Linked DNA regions of Homo sapiens: region 2 is linked to region 1. A link is an interaction called in ENCODE POLR2A ChIA-PET data of the cell type or tissue named here. Cell type or tissue: IMR-90. All regions are shown on one strand. Each heading gives the region's core, and the rest is flanking DNA. Links, peaks and the distances in the headings are about the cores only. Region 1 overlaps LOC124904179 (a long non-coding RNA gene). Region 2 overlaps GLIS1 (GLIS family zinc finger 1).

Region 1 (11,331 bases), core at 2,773-7,772:
TTCAGTTTTAAAAGGAACACAGAGCATAAAAGTTTGGAAAATTTGCAGCCTGACAATGTGATAGAAAAGAAAATCCCATTTTTTGAGGAGAAATTCTAGCTGGATGGAGAAATGTGCATAATGAGAAGCCAAATGTTAATCCCCAAGACAATGAAGAAAATGTTTCCAGGGCATGTCAGAGATCTTTGTGGCAGCCCCTCCCATCACAGGCCTGGAGATTTAGAAGGAAAAAATGGTTTCGTGAGCCAGGCTTAGGCTCCCTCTGCTATGTGCAGTCTAGGGACTTGGTGCCTGCATCCCAGCTACTCCAGCCATGACTAAACGGGGCCAAGGTACAATGCAAGCTGTTGCTTCAGACAGTGGAAGCCCCAAACCTTGGCAGCTTCCACATGGTGTTAAGCTTGTGGGTGCACAGAAGTCAAGAATTAAGGTTTGGGAATCTCCACCCAGATTTCAGAGGAGGTATGGAAACACCTGGATGCCAAGGCAGAAGGTTGCTGCAGGCGTTGGGCCCTCATGAAGAACCTCTGCTCAGGAAGTGCAGAAGGAAAATGTGGGGTTGGAGGCCCCACACAGAGTCCCTAGTGGGGCACTGCCTAGTGAAGCTGTGAGAAGAGGGCCACAATCCTCTAGACCCCAGAATGGTAGATCCACTGACAGCTTGCACCATGTGCCTGGAAAAGCTGCAGACATTCAGTGCCAGCCTGTGAAAGCAGTCAGGAGGTGGGCTGTACCCTGCAAAGCCACAGGGGTGGAGCTGCCCAAGGCTGGGGGAGCCCACCTTTTGCATCAACGTGACCTGGGTTTGAGACATGGCGTCAAAGGAGACCATTTTGGAGCTTTAAAATTTGACTGCCCCACTGCATTTGGGACTTGCATGAGGCCTTTGTTTCGGCCAATTTCTCCCATTTGGCATGGCTGTATATACCTAATACCTGTACTCCCATTGTATCTTGGAAGTAACTAGCTCACTTTTGATTTTACAGGCTTATAGGTGGAAGGGACTTGCCTTGTCTCAGATGAGACTTTGGACTGTGGACTTTTGAGTTAATACTGAAATGAATTAAGACTTTGGGGGTCTGTTGGGAAGGCATGACTGGTTTTGAAATGTGAAGACATGTGATTTGGGAGGTGCCAGGGGCAGAATGATATGATTTGGCTCTGTATCCCCACCCAAATCTCATCTTGTATCTCCCATAATTCCCATGGGCTGTGGGAGGGACCCAGTGGGAGATAACTGAATCATGGGGGCGGGTCTTTCCTTTGCTGTTCTCGTGATAGTGAATAAGTCTCATGACATCTGATGTCTTTAAAAACAGGAGTTTGCCTGTACAAACTCTCTTCACCTGCCGCCATCCACGTAAGATGTGACTTGCTCCTTCTTGCCTTCTACCATGATTGTGAGGCCTCCCCAGCCACGTGGAACTGTGAGATCTCCATTAAACCTCATTCCTTCGTAAATTGCCCAGTCTCGGGTTTGTCTTTATGAGCAACATGAAAACAGACTAATACACACCCATTACAAAGGCTAAAAATAAAAGGATTGATAATAACGGGTGTTGATGAGGATGTAGAACAACTAAAACTCTCATATAATTGCTGGAAGGAGGGAAAAAATGGGCAATATCTACTAAAGCTAAACATGTGCCTACCCTGTGACCTATCGGTTCTGCTAATTGGTAAATGTCCAAGAGAAATGAGTGCATATGCCCACCAAAAGTCATGTTTACTAGGATGCCTCTAAGCAGGAGTTTTCACAATAGTCCCCAATGAGAGACAATTGAAATGTTCATCAACAGTAGAATAAAGTGTGCTATACTTTTACGGTGCAATGTTACTTAGCAATCAAAAGAATGAACTACTGCTAAATGTAACAATGTGAATGGAGCTCACAGACACTAAGCCAAAGAAGCCAGACACAAAGGAATATCTAATGTATGATGACATTTATATGCATATTGAGAACAGGTGGAATTTAATGGTGATAGAAGTCAAAGTAGTGGTAATGGGGAAGGAGGCAGTATATTGACTTTGTGGAAGGGCATGAGGAAAACTTCTGAGGTGCTGGAAACGTCCATATATTGATTTGAGTTATGGGGGTGTATACATATAAAAATTCATTGAATTGCATGTGCAAAATTTGTGTACTTTATGTATGTTGCTTTGGTAAAAAAAAAATACATAAAAACTGACAGAACAGGCTGGGTGTGGTGGCTCACGCTTGTAATCCCAGCACTTTGGGAGGCCGAGGCGGGCTGATCATTTGAGGTCAGGAGTTCGAGACCAGCCTGGCCATCATGGTGAAACCCCATCTTTACTAAAAATACAAAAATTAGCCCGGTTTGGTGGTGTGCACCTGTAATCCCAGCTACTCGGGAGGCTGAGGCAGAAGAATCACTTGAACCTGGGAGGCAGAAGTTGCAGTGACCCAAGATCACACCACTGCACTCCAGCCTAGGTGACAGACCAAGACTCTGTCTAAATTTAAAAAAAAAAAAGAAGTTATTTTCCACACCTCTTGGTAACTGATAGAAGTAGACTTTGGAAATCAGTAAGGATGTAGAATATCTGAATGACATAGTCAGCACAGTTGACCTATGGGACACATGAGGAGCACTGCACCTAACTACTGGAGTCCAAGCATTCTTTTCAAGCTCATCTTGAACATTTACAATTCTGGTTATATGTTGGTCTATAAAGTAAGTCTCGGTCTCAAAGGATTAACATCATTTAAAATTGTGTCTATAAGGCAATTGAAGTAGAGATCAATTTTAAATGATAATTAGAGCATTCCATATGTTTTGAAAGTAAGGTACATTTTAAATCACCTATGGGTCAAAGGAGAAATCACATAGGTAGAAGTTAGGAAAAAATATTTTTCAATGAGTGATAATAAAAATACGTATTGAGGCCGGATGCAGTGGTTCACACTTATAATCCCAGCACTTTGGGAGACCAAGGCAGGTGGATCACCTGAGGTCAGGAGTTCAAGACCAGCCTGGCCAACGTGGTGAAATCCCATCTCTACTACAAATACAAAAATGTGCTGGGTGGTGGTGACGCTCACCTACTTGGGAGGCTGAGGCAGAAGAATCATTTGAACCTGGGAGGCGGAGGTTGTGGTGAGCCAAGATTGCACCACTGCACTCCAGCCTGGAGGCAGAGTGAGACCTTGTCTCAAAACAAACAAAAAAGAAAGAAATTTGTGAGATATAGCAAAAGCCATGCTTAGAGGGAAATTTATACCCTTAAGTGCATATGTTAGAAAAGAAGAAAGGCTGGATGTCAGTGAGGTAAGTGTCTCAAAAAGCTAGAAAATTGATTTAATCCCTTTAGTTTTTACCACTTTTGTACCTTTCCAATACACATGTCATAATGTATGATTAGTGTGAATTGGCTTGCCCTCTTTTCCAAAGGTCTATGAGTTCTTTGGATTTAGGGATCGTGTCTTTCTCTTTATATCCCTAGTGCCTATTAAAGTACCTTGTACACAGTTGATATTTGTTTGGACTGAATGGAACTCCTCATCATCAGTGTCTTGGAGCTGTTACACACCCAGGGTCTTAGACTTAAGTGTTCACAAAAGCCAGACAATTGATGAGGTGAGTGAGGCCAGCTGGTCAGGGAACAGCATACTGGAGAGCGTGTGGAAGGCTGCTGTTGCTGCTTGGCCCCAGCTGCTGTTGTTGCTATGGGAGAGTGCTGGCCCAGTGTGGCTAGAGCTCCCTATTTGTTTACAAGAACGAGGCCAGGCGGCTCATGCCTTTAATCCCAGGACTTTGGGAGGCCGAGGCTGGAGGACTGCTTGAGCCCAGGAGTTGGAGACCAGCCTGGGCAACATGGCGAAACCTTGTCTCTACAAAAACTACAAAAAGTAGCTGGGAATGGTGGCGTGTGCCTGTAGTCCCAGGTACTCAGGAGGCTGAGGCAGGAGGATCACTTGAGTCTGTGGTGGGGTGGGGTGGGGTGGGGTTGGGGGAGGCAAGGCTGCAGTAAGCCATGTTCACACCGCTGCATTCCAGCCTGGGCAACAGAGTGAGACCCAGTCAAAAAAAAAAATTGCATTTCGATACAAAATCTCCCTTTTTGAAGTGTTGGCAACTAATTAATTCAAAACAAAACAATGAATGTCAAACTAAACTACATAGCCTATTACTGCCAGTTTACAACTTCTGTTTTATTTCCTACCTTAAGAGGTGGGAATGTGTTTTACATCTGAATATTCCAGTCAGTAGTCTCTTGAGCGGCCTCCTCCATCAGGCACACTTCTCCTTGAAGAAAAGACTCCTGACTAGGTCCTAATTGGATTTCTGGGCCCTATCTGTAAGAAGTTTGCAGGGTTTTTAAAGCCTTCTTTGTAGTTGGCTGTTCACCCCAGCTGAATCAGACATGTGCTCCCAGAGATTTTTTTTCCCTCCTTTTGTTGTAACATTCTTAATGATGCGTTCTGACTTTTTCACTCTGTTTTCCTCACATTTGTCACCACTTTTGCTTTTGGATCTTCATGCTGGAAAATCTGAGGCTTACATGGAAGATTGATTTTTAATGCCCCTTGCGTTGTTTTTCTGCTGGAACATTTGCATGCAATTATGACATTTTAAAAATAAGAGACTATGGGGCTTGAAAAAAGAATCTTCTGGGCGGATGAGCAAATGGAAAGACTGGCCTTTAATTCTGTTAACATCCCAATTACATCGTGGTAACCCTTGTGACGATTTCTGTCCCTTGTAATGCAACACCTGGTTTTTGTTCTAGGGACAAGGACCAAGCCTGGCTCACTCAACCCTTGCTCAATCATGGAAGAGGTGATTGGAAGGCTTGTGTTTTCCACTGGCCAGCAGAGGTCACTATTTCAAAGTGGTTAGAGGAAAAGTTGTCTGCTGTCCACACCATTTCTCTTTGGTTTGGGGGAGGTTTTATTCACAGTACTGGTGGGTTATTTTTTTAGTCATACTTCTCTATATTTTCCAAATGTTCTACACAATGAATTATTTGCATATAGTATATTGAAAAGTGCTGATGACTTGAGTAGGCTTCTGTGTGGCTAGTTGCTTATGGAGTGACAGTAACTACTATTTATTGAGCACTTACTATGTGCTGGACCCTGTGTTCCTCATTTTACAGGCATTATCTTTAACAGCAATCTATCCTCCAGGGTCGTTGTGAGGTTACTTCAGAGGAGCTTGAGGGGAGGAGAAGTGAAATGATGTGCCTAAGGATACACAGCTAGAAGAGACAGATTCATATACAGGGAGATATGTCTTCAAAACCAAACTCGAGTTTCTTGAGAGCTATATTTTTTTCCCCCAAAGGAGAACTATTTTAGCAGCTTGAAGCAGCAATCGCCAAAAATGTATGAGAGGAGTATGTATTTTTGAAGCAAAATCTTAGAGATTGACTTTTTTTTTTTTTTTTTTTTTTCAAAATTCAGCCACTATCTGCTTGAAGAAGCTAGGTGTTGCTTCTTGGTCTTCTTTGAAAATGGAACCTGGGGTGTTCTGTCAGGCTTTGCTCCTTCTCCAGATGAAAACAAATATTAGGAGTGCGTTGTTTCAAAAAAATGTCCTGAGCTTAAGACCTCTTTAGTGAGTAGAGTTTACTAAGAGATTTATTATTTCAGTTTACAAGGCCAACTGAAAACCTCTTAACTTGAAAAGATATAGACTGTTTGTGAATGAAAAGATAAATCTGTTTTAGTGGACTTTTATTTGTATTTTAAAATTAACCACCAGGATTTTCCATAAAGCTAGAGTGTTAAGAGAAGACAATTGTGTTCGTCACTGGACAATGAGTGGTCAATTTGACCCTCCTCTTCTCACTGAGGAGGTGATATGAGAATAGTAAGAAAAGGCTTTGGCCAGGCACAGTGGCTCACGCCTATAATCCCAGCACTTTGGGAGGCTGAGGCGGGCGGATCATGAGGTCAGGAGTTTGAGACCAGCCCGGCCAACATGGTGAAACGCTGTCTCTACTAAAAATACAAAAATTAGCTGGGCATGGTGGCGGGCGCCTGTAATCCCAGCTACTTGGGAGGCTGAGGCAGGAGAATTGCTTGAAACTGGGAGGAGGAGGTTGCCGTGAGCCGAGATTAGACCAGTGCACTCCAGCCTGGGTGAAAGAGTGAAACTCCGTCTCAAAAAAAATAAAAAAGAAAAAAAAAGGAAAAGAAAAGGCTTTATATTTGGGGGGCTGCCACAAAAGACATTGGATTCTGGAGTCTTACAAACTTGTCTGGTGTACTGCTCTCCATTATTCCTATTTCAAAATGTTTAATGTCTTGTGGTTGTTATTAACGATATAATGACTATTAGAATAGAAAACCTTATTGCCTTTTAGATCTTCTCAGTTAACTGATAAGAAGAAGCTGGCTTATCTTTGTTGTCAGCAAATATTTAGCAAGCTTTCACAGGGATAGCAAGCGGCTCCAATAGTAATATTTGTGCATGGAGCAAATGCACCTGGATTCCAATTAGAGGCAAAGTGACATAGTTAAAAGGGCACAGACTTAGCATTCATTTACTCATTCATTCAATCATTCATATGTATGCTAGGCCTAGGGTGCTAGACACTATTCTGGGTGCTGGGAACACAACAGTCAACAACACAAATGAGCTTACCCTTCTAGTGGGTGGAGAGAGAATGAATATAAACAAATGCAATGTGGTGGTGAGTGCACTGAGGAACAAGTAGACAGTAAATAGTAGAGTGGCTTTCCATTTTATTTGTATTTTTATTTTTTGAGACAGGGTCTCACTCTGTTGCCCAGGCTGGAGTGCAGTGGTGTGATCACAGCATGATCATAGCTCACTGCAGCCTCCATCTCCTGGGCTCAGGCGATCCTCCTGCTTCAGCTTCTTGAATGGCTGGGACTACAGTCACATGCTACTACACCCAGCTAATTTTTTGTAGAGATGGAGTCTCACCATGTTGCCCAGGCTGGTCTCAAACTCCTGGGCCCAAGTGATCCTCTCACCTTGGCCTCCCAAAGTGTTGGGATTACAGGCATGAGCCACCGCACCTGGCTGGTTTTCCATTTCAGATAGGGTGGTCCAGGAAGGTCCCCCGATAAAATGATGTTTGGGCAGAGACCTGAATGAGGTAAGGGAGAGAATATGTAGGTACCTGAGGGGTGAGTTCCAAAACACAGAACGGTCCCAAGGCAGGCATATACCTGATAAGTTCAAGGGATAGCAAAGAGGGCAGGGTGGCCAGGCGCAGTGGATGAGGTGGAGTGTGGTAATGTGAACAAGATGGGGGCCAGGACAAGCTCACTCAGGCCAGGTAGGCTACAGGAAGGACCTTGCTCCCGCTTCGAGTCAGGGACAGCCATTGGGAAGTTCTGAGCAAAGGAGTAAGATGTGTTGAATTACCTTTAAGAAATAATTTAGTCTGACTGTTCTGTGGAAAAGAGACTGGAGACCGTGGGTGGCAGGCAAGAATGAAAGAAGGTTAGGAGACCACTGCTGTAACCAGATGAGAGAGGATGGTGGCTGGGCCCAGGGTGAGATGCAGACAGATTTGATCTATTTTGAAGGAAGAGGTGACAAGCACTGCTGGTGGAATGGTTGTGGAGTGTGAAAGAGAAAGTCGCTAGTATTGACTCCAAGGTTTTTGGCCTGAGCAGCTGGTAGAATGGAACTGCCATTTAGTGAGATGGAGGAAGCAAGATGGGTTAGTTAAGTCTGGCTGCATGTAAATGAAAACTCAGAATAATGGTGATTTAAGTGACACAGTTATTTTTTTTTTCTCACATAAAAGAAGATCCAGAAATAGGCTGTCCAGAATGGCTATGGTGACTCCCTGAGGTTATCAGGGATTCAGGCTCATTCTAGCTCTCCACGTAGCCAGCCCCAAGGTGTGGTCCTGACTCTTGTGGTCCCACATGGCTCCTGGAACCACAGCCTTCATGCCTTCCTTCCAGGCAACAGGAAGAAGGAAGGGGAGGGAAAATAGCATCCTCCCTCCCTTTTAGGAACACTTCCTGAAAGTGCACATACTTAACGCTTAGCATCTCATTGGCCAAAGTGGTCCCATGGCCACATCTGGTTGCAAGGGAGTCTAGGAAATGTCTTTTAGAGGTTGATTGTAACCCATTAATAGAATTGGGGTTCTGCTACTGGAGAAAAATGAAAGGATGAATATAAAGGTAGGCTTCCAGCTGTCTCTGAGAGTTGGGTTTCGGAAATAATGAGTTCTAGTCTTATCTCTGGCACTATCTAGCTCTGTGAACTTCAGCTAAGATTTCACATCACTTATCTATTTCGACTGAAAAATCAAAGAATTGGACTGAATGATTTTGAAGTTCCCTTCTAACTGTAACATTGCATGAGTGTTTGAATTTGGGATGCAGTAAGGTAAGTTTGGTTTCATAAAAGAAATAAAATGTCTTTGAAGAGCGGATTATGCGAGATGTCTATTAAACGTCTTAAAACTGATTTTTTAATTGAAAAATTCATTTCAAACTTATTCATGAATACAATTCCATTCCTCTATTTATTAAAATGCTTTCTGGATACAGGTCTAGATGACTTTAATATGTGCCTGGAAAACAGCATAGGAATTACATAATACTAGTGTGTACTGGATGAGTCTTCTGTTTATTTTATAAGAAACATTTTAAATAAAAATAATCAACTATTCTGTTCCTTACTCCATATATGCATTTGGTTCAGCCTCATTTACCAACTTGTTGATCTGTTGAATCAATTTTGTACATGGGTTCATATCCACAAATTGCTGAACATGTTCGATACACATACAAAGTCCCTGCCTTCAAGGGGTCTGCAGTTTATTAGTGGGAATACAGTAAATACACAAATGGGTAAGTAACACAGCAGAGAATAGGTGCTCTGAGAAGGGCAATGACTCCACAGTTCACAGGAAGGAGTTATGGTGAAGGCTTTGTGCTTTTGGTGTTTGGTTGGGAGGGGAAGCCTTAAGTGGAGAAGGGGCCACTTGGAGATCTGGGTGGGCTGGGATGGGAGTGGTCAGCCAGGAAGGCATTCTAGGGGAAAGGAGAGGAAGGGACAGGTGACAGAGAATGGTCCAGATCAGCTGGAGATGAGGTGTGGTAGTGTGGTGGAAAGATGGTGGTATTTAGGGTCAAGCCTGACTCTGCCACTTGCTGGTTCTGAGGTCTTGAGCAAGTCACTTAGCCTCCTTGGGATCTCACTTCCACATCTGTAATAGGAAACAATACTACCCTGTTCATACGACTGTCCTGTGTATTGCTGTATGTACACAGCATTGTCTGCATTAATGTATGGAAAAGCACCTGCCACAGGGCCTGGGACTGTGTGCTTCCATAATAAGTAACAGGCCCTTCCTTACATATCTATAGCAAATATTGTCCGTTATAATTGTTTAAGCTATCAGATCTTATTGTCCTCATTAGCAGCATTTGACATGCATATTATAGTAAGTCTGATTCTGTTTCTCTATAAAGACAGTGATGAGCTGAGAGCCAATGAAAGTTTCTCTAGAAAAGCCATTGCAGCGATGAGCATGAGGAAGAGATATAGCTTAATGACTTGGTAATGGTGATGTTGACTTTGCTTCTGGAAACCACCACTGAGGACTAAGAATGCCTTGGGCCTCCCAGGGGAGGTTCCAAACCCTAAAACTGCTATTTTCCTAGATGCCCAGACATTGCTTCCCTTCACTCCCATCACCCAGGTGTATTAAGTTTGCCTCCTAAATAAAGCTATGTCCCAGCCACTTCTCCTGGAGTCCAGGCTCCTCATCTTTGGGACTTCTGACTGTGCATTCAGCACCTACTCTTGCCTCTTTCTTAGCCCATTTCCCACATGACACTGGAATGCTACTTTCTTTTTACTTTTCTTTCTTTCTTTCTTTCTTTTTTTTTTGAGACAGGGTCTCGCTCTGCTGCCCAGGCTGAAGTGCAGTGGCACAATCACGGCTCACTGCAGCTTTGACTTCCTGGGCTCCAGCAATCCTCCCACCTCAGCATCCCGAGTGGCTGAGACCACAGGTGTGTGTCACCACACCTGGCTAAATTTTTAAATCTTTTGTAAAGACAGGGTTTCACCATGTTGCTCAGGCTGGTCTCGAACTCCGGGGCTCAACTAATCCTCCCATCTGGGCCTCCCAAAGTGGTAGGATTACAGTTGTGAGCCACTGCACCTGGCCTTTTCTTTCTTCCTTCCTTCCTTTTCTTTCTTTCTTTCTTTCTCTCTCTCTCTCTCTCCTTTCTTCCTTCCTTCCTTCCTTTTCTTTCTTTCTTTCTTGAGATGAGGTCTCGTCCTGTCACCCAGGCTGGAGTGCAGTAGTAGGATCAAAGCTTACTTACTGTAGCCTTGAACTCCTGGGCTCAAGCAATCCTCCTGCCTCAGTCTCCTGACTAGCTGGGACTACAAGTGCATGCCACGACACCTGGCTACATTTTTTCATCATTTTTTGAGACAGAGTCTCACTATGTTGCCCAGGCTGGTCTTGAACTGCTGGTCTTAAGTGACCCTCCCACCTCAGCCTCCCAAGTAGGTAAGATTACAGGCATTGGCCACCGTACCTGGCTTGGAATGGTATTTTCAGAACAGATCTGATCATCAGTCTCCAGGTAAAATCCTTCATTCCTTTAGCATCCAGACCTTGCCCTTCCTCAGTCTCATCTGATGCCCTCCTGCCCTTCACTCTGTGGCTCCAGTCACACTGCCCTTCTTTTGCTGCCTGGAAGTGATCTTAGTTCCTTTAGTTTCAGGGCTTTCGGACATCGTCCTCTATCTAGCTGGAAAGCTTTCCCTCAATGCCACAACCAGTAACTTCTCCTCCTCACAGAGTCTAGTTTATTTTTTAAATTTTTATTTGTTTATTTATTTTTGAGACAGAGTCTCGCTCTGTCAGCCAGGCCAGAGTGCAGTGGCATGATCTCGGCGCACTGCAACCTCTGCTGCCCGGGTTCAAGCAATTTTCCTGCTTCAGCCTCCCGAGTAGCTGGGACTACAGGACCCGCCACCACGCCTGGCTAATTTTTGTATTTTTAATAGAGACGGGGTTTCGCCATGTTGGCCAGGCTGGTCTCAAACTCCTGACCTTGTGAACTGCCCGCCTTGGCCTCCCAAAGTGCTGGGATTACAGGTGTGAGCCACCGTGCCCAGCCGTAGAGTCTAGTTTAATGATCACCTCCACAGGAAAGCCTTCCTGGACCCCATAGATGGGGTCAGGCCTCCAGTCCCCTTCCTCATTTCCCACCCTCTCATAGCATGGAGCATTCTCCCTTAGGGTCTTATCATTTGTGATGATGCATTCATTTGTATGATTAGTTGAATACTCTGTGTCCACAGAGAAGCTCCATGAATCTCTGGCGCCCAGGAC
Region 2 (12,845 bases), core at 1-5,000, 100 kb after region 1:
TATTAGCATATGTTGAGCTCATTAAGAGTTTAAGCACACCTGTTTAATGGCTGTGCCCAGCCACCAGCACACACTAAAAGGCCCCCGGTGCATTAGCCCGGGGGTGGCAAACAGGGACCCAGCTTCAGCCACTTGCTGTCTATGAGTGATGTCTCCTTTGTCAAAGGTGTGGGGACTGTGATATCGCTGTCCCTCAGCTCATTGATTGTGTTCCTCTCTCCTGCACCCTCCGGACCTCTGCAGTTATGAGGATCCAGCCACAGCTCTGGTCTAGCTTAGACCCAGAGGACTAGCAGATTTGCACGTACCTGTCTGCGGTAGCCTGGCGGCATGCCTCTGCCCCTAACTGACTGCCACACAGTGGGGCCTGCAGCCTAGTGGCACCTTGGGCTTTGGCTGGACTGGCCCTCCGGTACTGCCAGTGCTAACGCCCACCTTTATCAGCCTCACAACACATTCCTTAACTTCACCATCTCCCCCTGGCCCTCTCCGACCCCTTTCTCAACCACGGAAGGTTTAATTGTTGCAAATGGAATCCGTGTTCTACAGAAGTCCAATAAATCTGCAGTCTGTCTTCCTGGTAATCCATCACAGATTGCAAATCGCACGAGGAGAAGTCTATAAGATGTGTTCTTCATGTCTAGTATGTTGGGTTATTTTCATGTCTTGTGGTTTGAATTTGGCCACTGTCATTTTAGAGGAATTTCCTGCCATCTGTGTTCAATTGAATTTTCTCACAGATTTGTGCTTGCTTGTAAATACTAGAGGCTGGCAGAAAGGGGAGCTTTGTTCTTGGTGACATTTCAGAAAGCCGTTAATGCAGCCTCCCCGGCTGATCTGCAGCTTGGCCAGGAGGAGGTCTCAGGTGAGGAGAAGATGCAGACTCCTGATGAGAGGCGAGGGTTTCACCTTAGGATGGGGCACTCCCCTCTGGGGTGGAGTGGAATGGGGTGGTGTGCCTGTGAGCCGCAACTCCCCTTCTGCCTCCCTCCCTGTTTGGGGCTCTGCTTCCCTAGGTGCATCTGCTGATTATGAGGTGTGTGAGCCTTTGCCCCGTGCTTCCTCTTTTCCTCTTCCACTGGGGGCAGGAGGATGAGGAAGCTGAGAGCCAACCCCCCTTCCCCAGTTGGCCAGATCCCAGCAGTATATACTGGGCTGAGCCCCTGGTGATGGGGAGAGGCCACTGGCCATGGGACTAGGCATCTGGTGTCCTGGGTTTGGGCCCAAGCTCTAATTCTATCTGGGATCTTAGACAAACCACTTTACTCCCAGAGCCTCAGTGTCTCTTGCTGTAAAATGGAATATTGATCCCTACCTTGGTGCTTGTTGGAAAGATTAAGTGATGATATGCAGCTCGTGGTGCCTCAACCTGAGGTTGGGCCCAAGCAGTGTGGATAAATAAACAGGTGTAACAAGTAAACCAGCACAAGGTTATTGCCTGCCTGCTGTGTGCCAGACCCCCATGTAGGCAAGGGAAATAAGATGAATAAGAAAGATGTGGTTCTCATCCTCGAGTTCACTGTGTGGAGCAGCGATGGCTCAGCTGGGGGTGCCCAGAACGTCTGTGGGGTGGGGGAAGAAATATTAGAATGCGATTCTTATCTGGTGCATCTCACTCTTGGTATAATAATGGTGATGAGCCTCCATGTGAGGCACTGTTCTGAGCACTGCACATGTTTGTAACTCACTTGGTCTTCACAATGACTGTATGAGATATGTGGTTTTTACAAATGAGGAAACTGAGACACGGAGAACTTCCTTGCACCCCAAGGCCATATAACTAGCATGTGGTAGAATGCATTTGGTTATATATACATAGTTAAATTATCAATGAATACATTTTCTCCAGATTGGGATATGAGATCAAAAAAGTTGGAGACAACTCGTCTAGAGCAGTGATTATCAAACCTCAGTGTGCATAAGAAACATTTAGGGAAGGGGTTAAAATGCAGATTCCTCACCCTCTGGGGGGTTACAGGAGGTTTTTAAGTAAGGTGTCAGGTGAGAAAGGAACACCTGGGCATTCCTACATCTGAAGGTACAGGTTAGCCATTTTCAGCCTCAGTTTCCTCACCTAAAAAATGAGGACAGGTCCTCCTGCCTGGCCAGCCTCTGGGGTGTGTGAGCGTCACACTGGCCCTGTGCACTAGGCCCCGTCACCTGCTCCAAGACATAGCTCCTCATCATCAGCATTTCCTTTCTGTTGAGTCATCCCCATCCCCATGTAAGCAAGCTGATGTTTCTACCATTTTACAAACCAAAACAAACCTCTCAACCCACTTCCCTCTTCAGAGACTGCCTTCGTTCCTTTCCTTTCCTTTTGAGCAAAACTCTTGGAAAGAGTTAGCTGTACTTTTGGTCCCATTTCTCTCTCTCCATTTTTCTCGGAGCCCTGGCTTGCTGGGCGTTCACATCTGTAGCGGCACGACGCTGCTCCTAGGAGGATCGCTGGAGGGCTGGCCGGGCTGCAGTCGCCTCAGTCCTGGGACCCTCAGTGCATTTGCCAGGGCTCGCTCCCTCCTCCCTGATGTGTCTCATCACTTTGTTCTCCAGACACTGCGCTCTCCGAGTTTCCCCCTCCGCTTCTTCCCAGTCCCCGTTCTGGTTCCCCACCATCTCACTGACCTTTCTTTCTCTCAATCTCATCCAGGCCGTGGCTTTGAAGAACGCCCATTTGTTGATGACTCCCAAATTTCTATGCCCATCTGGATCTTCCCCGGAACTCAGACTTGCCTGTCTGCCTGCCATCCCTGTGTCTCCATGTGGACACCCAGGCGGCACCCCAGATTTAATGTGTTCAGAGCTGGGGCTGTTCCGGCCCCCGACCTGCTCCTCTCACCGCCTATGGCTCCTCCATCCCCCTGGCCTCTGTGTTCTGACTTCGCAGGTTGCTTGCTCTCCACACGAATAGTAGAGATAGTGTGGAATAGTAGTTCCACATGATCTTGTTGATCTCGTTCGCTGCTCTGTCCCAAGTACCTAGAACCGTGCCTGGCACAGAGGAGTGCTCAATAAGTATTTGTTGAAGGGAAGGGTGGATGTGTCAGGATCTGGGAAATTGTGAAGTGCCAGGCTCAACTGTGCAGGTGATCAGCATTGCTGGTATGCTGAGGTCTTGTGTGTACTGGTCTCAGTCCCAAGCTAGGTGGAATTTGGCACTGCCCCTCTCACAGCCTCCTGTGTCTGCCCCATGGTGGGGGATGGCAGTGCTTTGACTGGGAACCCCTTAGTGAAAACTAACCTGCCGGTCCTGTGGCACCCTGTTCCTTAGGGTCTGGTCCAGGTGGATACTTCTCCTTCGGGAGCACTTCTTCCTCCTCACCCACTGCTGGCAGCCTGTAGGGTGGGGGCCAGAGGAGGGCCAGGGATCAGGAGATGCATGGGGAGGGCGGGGATGGTGGAGGGCCAGTGACTGGGGTCACAGCTGACCTCAGGCCACACCCCCTTTCAGCAGGGATGTCTGTCTCACCCTGATCCTCTCACTGCTTACCAGCAGTGTCTCCCTGGATAAAACATCTGCAGGCACACCTGTGCCGCAGGAAGAAGGAATTCACATGGCGATCAGGAAGACAGGCAGTGGGGTGAGGGGGAGGAGGGAAGGAAAGAAAGAAGAGGTAGAGGCCAAGAGGAGATCTGGGTAAAGATACCCACCTGCAGAGAAAAACAGAATGAGCTAGAGAACGTTAGAGACTTGCAGAAAGAGACCACGAGACAGAACAGAGGAACGCAGACAGAGAGAAATAGACAGCGAGTGGAGAGGATGGAGACTTGGGCAGGGGTCGCCGGGCTGTGATGCATGTTGTGGATAGGTACTTCCACTGGGGGCCCTGAGAGGACTGTGGGCCTGAGTCTCTTGGGGACAAGGCACACCAAACCATGGGAAGAGGAGGAACCAAAACCTTGAGATTTGTCTTCATTCATTCGTTTGTCCCCATCTATATGTCCATCCATCTGCTTCTTTACCAGTCTAGCATTTGCTAAGCTCCCATCAGTGCCAAGCAATATCCCCAGCCACTTTTTCTTTCTCCTTTGCTTCGTTCAGGCTTGATGGTGCTCAGGACCTCTGCACTTACCCAGTCCGACCTCCAGCCTGGGTTTGTCTCTTTGGGCCCACAGGGCCTGCCCACAGGAGATGCACCATCAGAATGTGTTGAGAGACAGACATCAGAAGGAAGCGCTGAGCCTCCTGTGTGTGCAGCAAGCCTCATTCTCTTCTGTTTTCTCAGCTGATCTTCTTGGCCGCCCTGGGCAGGAGTTGCTTTCTCATCATCCCCACTTGCAGATGAGGAAATGGAAGCTCAGTGAGATGTTCAATGGCTTTCCCAGGACCACATGGCCAGGGTGGGGCTGAAGTTGTCATGCCCCCTGCCTCATTTTTAGGGGCCTTAGCTGGTCCTCATGTCATCCTAGGACTGGCCCCAGGGTCCAGGTCCTCTATGTCACCTTGGATCTTGGTTTTAGGAGGGTGACTGAGGAGGCTTGTGTTGCACAGGGACCGAGGAGCCTCGGGAAACACATGGAAGAGATCATTGAGGACTCATTCGTTTATCAACTAACCTTCACTGAGTTGTGGTCTGCTCCCAGCCTGGCTGGGCACTGAGGACTCAGATGAGTCAGACACTATCCCTGCCCTCCAGGGGCTCATGGTCATAGGGCCCAGGGACATGGACATATAAACTGTTCATCCCAGAATGGTTTGGGGCTTCCAGAGATCCCCTGGCCACCATCTCATCCCACCCTCTTTTCTGGTCAGCAGTGTCTGGAGTGGCCAGCAGATGAGGGCATGCCTTCAGGTATGGCAGGTGGAGGACTCACCCCTGGGCCTGAGATCTAAGCCTCCTTCCCCCACTGAGCTCCCATAGAAGGCTGTACCTCCTACTCTAGCAAGCTGGTTTTCCACTGAGAGCCGCGGCCAACTCATCTCCACATCCTCAGCACAGAGCTGGCACAGAAGGGAAGAAAGGGGCCCAACCTTTGATGATCATCTGCTGTGTGCTAAGCATGTGAGAGGCTCATTACATACAGGGACACACAGAATTCACAGAACAGCCCGTTTTACAGATGAAGACACTGAGCTAGGAAGTGCATATCTGAGATTTAAACCCTGGTCTTTCGGACTCTGAATCCTGTAGTCTTCTGCCTCCGCCAGCTGTCCCACAGTGGGTGTACTGTCAATGCTTAGTACTTGCTGCCTGCATAACTCTGGAGAGGCCTTGAGGACGTGCATTTGTCTCATTCACCCTGAGTGCCTTCCACCCCTCAATACTCAGGTAGAGCCCAGGCCTTGGGGTGCCCCGCTTGTCAATTGCTTTTTTTTTTTTTTTTTTGAGACAAGATCTTCGTCTGTTGCCCAGTCTGGAGTGCAGTGGCACGAACATGGCTCACTGCAGCCTCAAGCTCCTGGGCTCAAGCGATCCTTCCACCTCAGCCCCCTGAGTAGCTAGGACTACAGGTGTGTGCCACCATGCCCAGCTAATTTTTATTTTTTGTAGAGACAGGGTGTCACTATGTTGCCCAGGCTGGTCTCAAACTCTTGGCCTCAAACAGTCCTCCTGCCTTCACCTCCCAGAGTGCTGGAATTACAGATGTGAGGCCACTGTGCCTGGCCTCAGCTGATTATTGAACAAAAGGATGACAGTGATCCACTCACCAGCCCCTTGGCACCCAAGAGGCAGTCGCCCCCCCAGACCCACCTGAAGGTACTGTCACAGGGATTTGGGTCTCAAGTTTTGTGGGATCTGCACTGGTTTGTGTTTCAGAAGAACACTGGGAAAATGTTCTTGGAAATTTTGTGGTTACTCTTGTGTTTTTGTTTAGGCAGGGCTGGCAGTAGGAGCCCTTATTAGTATCAGTTTGGAAAAAATAGCAAGGCATTCACGGCCAACTGCTTAATAGTTTTCATTGAATTAATTTTAAAATGCGAACCTTGTTTCCCTTACTTAATAGTAGAAAACGACTTCCACATTCTGCCCAGTAACAACTCCAGTTACGGGCTCTCCACAAACAATGTGCACATGAAAGGCATCGCTCTGCCCATATGTGGAATGAATAATTTTGTGCAAACTATTTATTATAAGCATACGATGCACTTAAACTTTTTTTAATTTTTATTTTTTACTGTCGTGGTGACAGATCTAGGCCAGAACTGGACTGTTAAACGGCTCAGACTCTGGCCTCTCAGACTGTGAAAAAAATGGACTAGCATTTTAGAAACGCCACAGGGCTAGAAGGAAATTGTTAACTCATTTGGCCCAACATCCAGGGCTCCCTGGGCCAGTGTTCGATGCCTGAGAGAGGATGGTGAGGAGGTTTTATTAGAGGCTGCACTAATTAGGCCAGTGCCAGCCAAAACTAGGTGTAAGCCTGAGGAGAGAATTGCAGTGGGCAGACGGGGTGAGATCCCAGGACTGGGGGAGCGTCCTGATTCACCTATTCGTTCCTTCCGCCATCTCTTTAGTCTGTAATTACCGGAGACCTGCCTTTGTTCCCCATGCTGAAATAAGAAAGGAATATCTATTTTATTCTAGCTTTGACAGAGCAGTGCATCCCCTACTCGCCTCATGACCCTACCAAGCCTTTCCTAAAGTGTGGTCTTTTTTTTTTTTTTTTTTGAGATGAAGTCTCACTCTGTTGCCCAGGTTGGAGTGCAATGGCGTGATCTTGGCTCACTGCAACCTCATCCTCCCAGGTTCAAGCAATTCTCCTGCCTTAGCTTCCCATGTAGCTGAGACTAGAGGCGTGTGCCACCACGCCTGTCTAATTTTTGTGTTTTTAGTAGAGACGTGGTTTCGCCATGTTGGCCAGGCTGGTCTTGAACTCCTGACTTCAGGTGATCCACCTGCCTCAGCCTCCCAAAGTGCTTTGATTACAGGTGTGAGCCACCTCGCCCGGCCAAGTGTGGTCTTTTTTATGGATTTATGTTTTTAACCTTGAATGCATAGAGTTGGATCAAGCACAGTTACTGGTTTGTGTCACTGCCTTTGGTCCATTAATGAGCCCACCTATCTATTTCTCCGTCTGGATTATCACCCCCACCCCTGTTTCAATATAATTAACCACCCAAACTGTGACTTGAACACTAACAAAATACATTTATGCATGTACTGCCCCTATCTTGTCTCCCTGCTGCCCATCTGGAGGTGATCACTTTACTCAATTTTGTTTCTGTGATTCTATGTTGATTTTACTTGTTGTTGAAGTAAATCTTACACAGTTGACCCTTGAACAGCACAGGGGTTGGGGTGCTGAGAGCCCCGGTATAGTCAAAAATCTGCATATAACTTTTGACTGTCCAAAAACTTAACTGCTAATGACCTACTGTTGATCAGAAGCCTTACGGATAACATAAACAGTCGATTAACACATATTTTATATGTTATATGGATTACATCCTGTGTTCTTACAATAAAGTAAGCTTGAGAAAAGAAATTGTTATTAAGAAAGTCATAAGAGAAATATGTTTATAGAACTGTATTGTATTTATCAATACTGTAAGTTTACATCATCTGTTTGCAAGATGAACCGTCTGAAATGACAACCACAACCGGAGACCTCAATCTATGGTACATATCAAGCAAGTCAGCTTTTTCTTGTCATGTCATGACTTTTCTCTGCTTCTTGGGAGCACTTCCAGCATCACCAGTGGCAGTTCATATGGGTCCTATGGTGTTATTCAAAGTTTACAGTATTGCACTAAACACGATAAAAAATATGTGAGAACCTTGAAAGATGACTTTTTACTGTGGTGCGCAATATACTGGAGAGGTGAACTGCTCACACGGAGATGATGAGCACCTCACAGATACTCACAACACTTGAGCTCACCCAATAGCAACAGGAGGTGGCTATGACATAGCTGCAGTCGTACAGAACATATAGTTAATTTTCTGCAGCTATGATTTAATACTGCATCTTTCAGTTTCTGTGAACGGCAAATGGTGCCATGTACAGTTTGTAACTGTGTGCACAGATTTGGATACATTTAAACTTTTTATAATTCGTATATATTTTATGGTAGTAAGTGATAAAATAGACTAGTATCTACATACATTTTATGCATTTAAGTCATGCCTTTTTCTTAATTTTGTGATATTTCTAGGCTATGCAGTTCGTCTGTGAATTTTTTCAAATTGTTGCAAATCTCCAAAAATTTCTAATATATTTATTGAAAAAAAATCCATGAATAAGTAGATCCGTGCAGTTCAAAACCATCTTGTTCAAGAGTCAACTGTATATAGAAAAGTACACAAATCGTAAGTATGTAATTCGATGAATATCACAAGGTGAATGTAACTGTGGACCCAGTATTTACGTAATTACTATTCCCGGAAGAGCCCCACTCATGGCCTTCCCCATCTCTCCTCCCTGCCTCCTTCTTCAAGGTAACCACAGGCCTGACTTCTGGTACCACAGATTTGTTTTGCTTGTTTTTGAACTCGATATGGCTGGGATCTTACAGTACATACTCTCTCGTGTCCGATTTTTTTCACTCAACATTATGTTTCTGAAATCTGTTCATGCTGTGCAGCTATGGCTTATTCATTTTCACTGATGTATGGTATTACAGTTTACTCATCTTTTCCACTGCTGTCGAGCATTTGTGTTGTTTCCAGTTTTTGACCATATTTACATTATGATGAATATATGTATACATGTCTTAGGATGTGCATATACGTGTACTTCTATTGGGTATATATGTAGGAATTAAACTGCTGAGCTATAGGATGTGACCATGTTCATTTTTAGTATATAATGCTAAACAGCTTTCCAAAGTGGCTGCACCATTTTAGCACTCCCGCTGGCAGAGTAGCAGAGTTCCCATTGCTCCCCATCTAACATACGATGTTGCTTGTCTTTTAAATTTTAGCCATTCTGGTGGGTGTGTGTTGGTGTCTTAGTGTGGTTTGAATTTACATTTTTCTGGCGATTAATGATGTTGAGCATCATTTCATATATTTTTTGACCATTTGAATATTCTCTTTTGTAAAGTGCCTATTCAAGTCTTTTTTTTAATTTTTATTTTTTTTTGAGACAGGGTTTCACTTTGTTGCTCAGGCTGGAATGCAGTGGCGCAATCACGGCTCACTGCAGCCTCCACCTCCTAGGCTCAAGCGATCCTCCCATCTCAGCCTCTTGAGTAGCTGGGACCACAGGTGCACATACCACCATGCCTGGCTAATTTTTTGTTTTTTTGTAGCAATGGAGTTTCATCATGTTGACCAGATTGGTCTTGAACTCCTGGGCTCAAGTGATCCTCCTGCCTCATCCTCCCAAAATGCTGGGATTACAGGCATGTGCCACTGTGTCTGGGGAAGTTTTTTTTAATTGAGTTGTTTGCCTTTTTTCGTGTAGAAGATCTTCATGTATTCTAGATCCAAGCCCTTTGTTAGTTAGATGTGGCTTGCCCTTTTTCTCTCTTAATGATGTCTTTTGATGAGTAGAAACTCTCCATTTCAAAATAATCTAGTTTATTCATCTTTACTTTTATGGTTAGTGCTTCTGAGTCCTGTTTAAGAAATCTTTGTGAATTTATCTCAAATTGTGAAAATAGTCTCCTATACAATTTTCTTTTACAAGCTTATTTTTGAAGCTTGGCTGTTTTACATTTAGTATTTAGATGTATAGTCCATCTAAATACGAGGAGGCTCTCTGGATTTGGTTTTTATGTTTGGTGTGCAGAAGGTGTCAAGTTTCTTTTTTCCGACATTGTATAGAAATCCGATTGAGCCAGCAGCTTCTATTGACCACGTTGTCCTTCCCCCACTTTTCTGAAGGGCCACCTTTACCATAAATCAATTAAATAAATGGCTCTATTTCTGGATTCTCTGTTCTGTTCCATTAGCCTATTTGTTTATCTTTGTGCCAGTTTCACATTAATTACTGTAGCTTTATAATAAGTCTTGATATCTACCTTATTCTTCAGGATCACCCTGGCTATTCTTGGCTGTTTGAATTTTAATATAAATTTTAGAACCAGCTTGGTAATTTCCACAGACAAAAAGAACCTGCTGGGATTTTGATTTGGATTGCACTGAATCTCTAGATAAATTTGGGAAGAAAAATTTGCAACTTCCAGCTTCTAGATAAATTTGGAATTTCTAAATTCACATTTGGAATCTTCTGACCCATGAATATGGCTTATCTCTCAATTCATTTAGGTCTTCCTTAATTTATCTCAATTTTCTTTTCCTTCATCCCTCCCTTCCTTCCTTTCCTTCCTTTCCTTCCTTTCCTTCCTTTCCTTCCCTTCCCTTCCCTTTCCTTCCTTCTTTCCTTCCTTCCTTCCTTCCCTTCCTTCCTTTCCTTCCTTCCCTTCCCTTCTCCTTCCTTCCTTCCTTCTTTCCTTCCCCTCTCTTTCTCTCTCTCTCTCTTTCCTTTCTTCTTTCTTTTTTGAGACAGAGTCTTGCTCTGTTGCCCAGGCTGGAATGCAGTGGTGTGATCTCTACTCACTGCAACCTCTGCCTACCAGGTTCAAACAGTCCTCCTCCCTTAGCCTCCCAAGTAGCTGGGACCACAGATGTGCGCCACCACACCTGGCTAAGTTTTGTATTTTTAGTCAAGACGGGGTTTTACCATGTTGGCCAGGCTGGTCTCAAACTCCTGACCTCAACTGATCCACCCACCTTAGCCTCCCAAAGCGCTGGAATTACAGGTGTGAGCCACCATGTCCAGCCTGTCTAGCAATTTTCTTTGTTGAGGTCTTGTATATCTTGTGTTAGATTTATCCGTATGTATTTGATGTTATTCTATGTTACCATAAATGATATCTAAAAAATTCCCTTTACTGTTTATTGTAGATAAGTATATAATTGAGTTTTGAGTGTTCCTGTTATATCTACTGACCTTGTCAAATTAACTTTTTAATGGTCTAGTTTGTTTTTAGATTCTTTTTGATTTCTGATTATCACTTGTGAATAATAAGTTTTATTTATTCCTTTCAATTCTTATATATTTTATTTCTTTCATCCCTGCTTACCCACTAGAGGTAATCTTATGTTTGTCATTCTCTTGCTTTAAAATAATTTTTAATCAAATAAATAGTTTTTATCACGTGTCTATGTGTGCCTAAACAATATATTCCATTTTAGTGGATTTTGAACTTTATTCGGTATACTGAGATTTGCTTTTTAAATTCAGCATTATGTTGCTGGATGTTGCAGGTGTCTCTAGTTCATTCATTTTCACTTCTTTGTAATATTCATCATATGAATGAATATGGCCCCTGCCCCCCTTGTTCACTGCTGCATTCCTCAGGACCTAGTGCAGGGTCAGGCATGGCATGGCAGGTCAATAAGGCTTTGATTGAATAAGAACTGCAAGGAGTGAGGTAGACACCACGAAAGCCCAGCTCTACTTCCTGCAAGCAAGGAGTCAGGTAGACTCTTGAAAATCCAGCTCTGCTGCCCCCTAAATTCTATGAACTTGGGAAAGTTACTTAGCTTCTCTGAGCACCAGTGTTTCCTCTTGAGTACAATGGAGATGAAAACACTTATTACTTGTGGTTACCAGGAGATGGCTTACCATGAAACAACTTAGCACAGATGGCATAGCCCTTCTTCCCATGTTGGCCTGTACCCCAAGGGTTGTGGTTCATAGGGGGTCTTGCTGTTGGGCAGGCCATCCCCTCGGCCATCCCCTATCACCCTGGCCTGCCATCCTGCTTGCTGAGTATGGATAAGAGAGTAAGCGGGAGGAGTCATTCCCCATTCAGTAAGCATTTGCTAGGCCCCTGCTGGGTGTCACAACTGTTGTAGACTTCGGGGACTGATCAGTGACTACAATAGACCAACATCTTCTTCCAGAAGCCTGTCTTCTAGTGGGTAGAGACAGATGGAAACACAGGAAATATACAGTGTGTCATTTGGTAACAAGTGAAACAGAAACAAATGAGCAGGGAAGGGAGACAGGAAGTGTTGGAGAGGGCTATTTCGTGTTTGGAATAGCACGACCAGGAAAGGCCCCAATGTTCATGCAATGTGTGAATCAAGATCCGAAATATGGAAGGACCCATGCAGATGTCTGGGGGGGAGAAGCATTCTAGGCAGAGCGCACACATCAATTGCAAAGTCCCCGAGGCCAGACTGTGCTTGGCATGAGTGCGGAATAGCCAGGAGGCCGGTGTGGCTGGCGTGCGTTTGTTTAGTTATTTCACAGACATTTCCTATGCACATGCCAAGCCCTGTTCTTAGGCACTGAGGAGAGATAATAGTGATCAATTCAGATTAAGTGCTGCCCTCATGGACCTTAGATTTTTGTGGAGGAGATAAACCGTAAACCAACAAATAAGCGAGACAGTCTGCTTTCAGCACAGCAGCCTGCGTGATCCTTTTATACCAGTGGAATCTGTCGCTCCTCTGCAAATAATACTTGCTGTTGTGGAGTGAGCCCCTGTGGCACTCAGGATGCAATTCTGGATCCTCTCTGTGGCCTGTGGGATGATGCCGGACCCCGGGGCCCCCCAAATGCACCGTTTAATTCTTTCCTTCTAATTTCCTCCTCTCCAGCCCAGCACACTGCCTCCTCCGGGCCCTGGTCCCATCTGTTCCCTCTGCTGGGCATACCCTTCACCACTCTGTGGTGCCCACCTTCAGCACCCTGCCCTACCCCAGCACCCCCATCCCCTTACTCTACTCAGTTGTTTTTGAAGAACTCTTCCCATTCTAATAGGCCGTATGTTTGACCTATTGATCATGTTTGTTATTTATGAGTCACCTCCTCTTCTGTACGGAAGCTCCAGGAGGGCAGGGATTTTTGTCTGTTTTGTTCACTGTCTTCTCCCAAACATCTATGACAGCCAGGATTTAATAGGTTTAATGAATTTGTTTGTGAATAACAATAATATTTGT

What was found. Peaks named below come from ENCODE experiments on the same cell type or tissue, not always from the same donor. Only the 100,000 strongest peaks of a DNase experiment are listed, where the experiment ranks them.
Region 2: POLR2A ChIA-PET joins it to region 1 with 5 read pairs; 1 of 35 experiments calls an interaction of 5 or more read pairs at or near these places.

What each region holds. Positions count from the first base shown.
Region 1 is chr1:53,748,399-53,759,729 of GRCh38, reverse strand. LOC124904179 (a long non-coding RNA gene) reads left to right here. Exons shown (of 2, transcript XR_007066094.1): 2 at 1,320-1,461. Among named protein-coding and RNA genes, the nearest start is that of GLIS1, 15 kb to the right of the region's middle. In IMR-90, for the core only: a CTCF peak has its summit at 4,837 (motif pointing right); a DNase peak (open chromatin) is centred at 4,859; H3K27me3 peaks cover 6 bases.
Region 2 is chr1:53,644,356-53,657,200 of GRCh38, reverse strand. All of the region lies in intron 2 of GLIS1 (GLIS family zinc finger 1), which reads left to right. Among named protein-coding and RNA genes, the nearest start is that of GLIS1, 88 kb to the left of the region's middle. In IMR-90, for the core only: no CTCF peak of the experiment used is centred there; DNase peaks (open chromatin) are centred at 700 and 2,210; H3K27ac peaks cover 437 bases.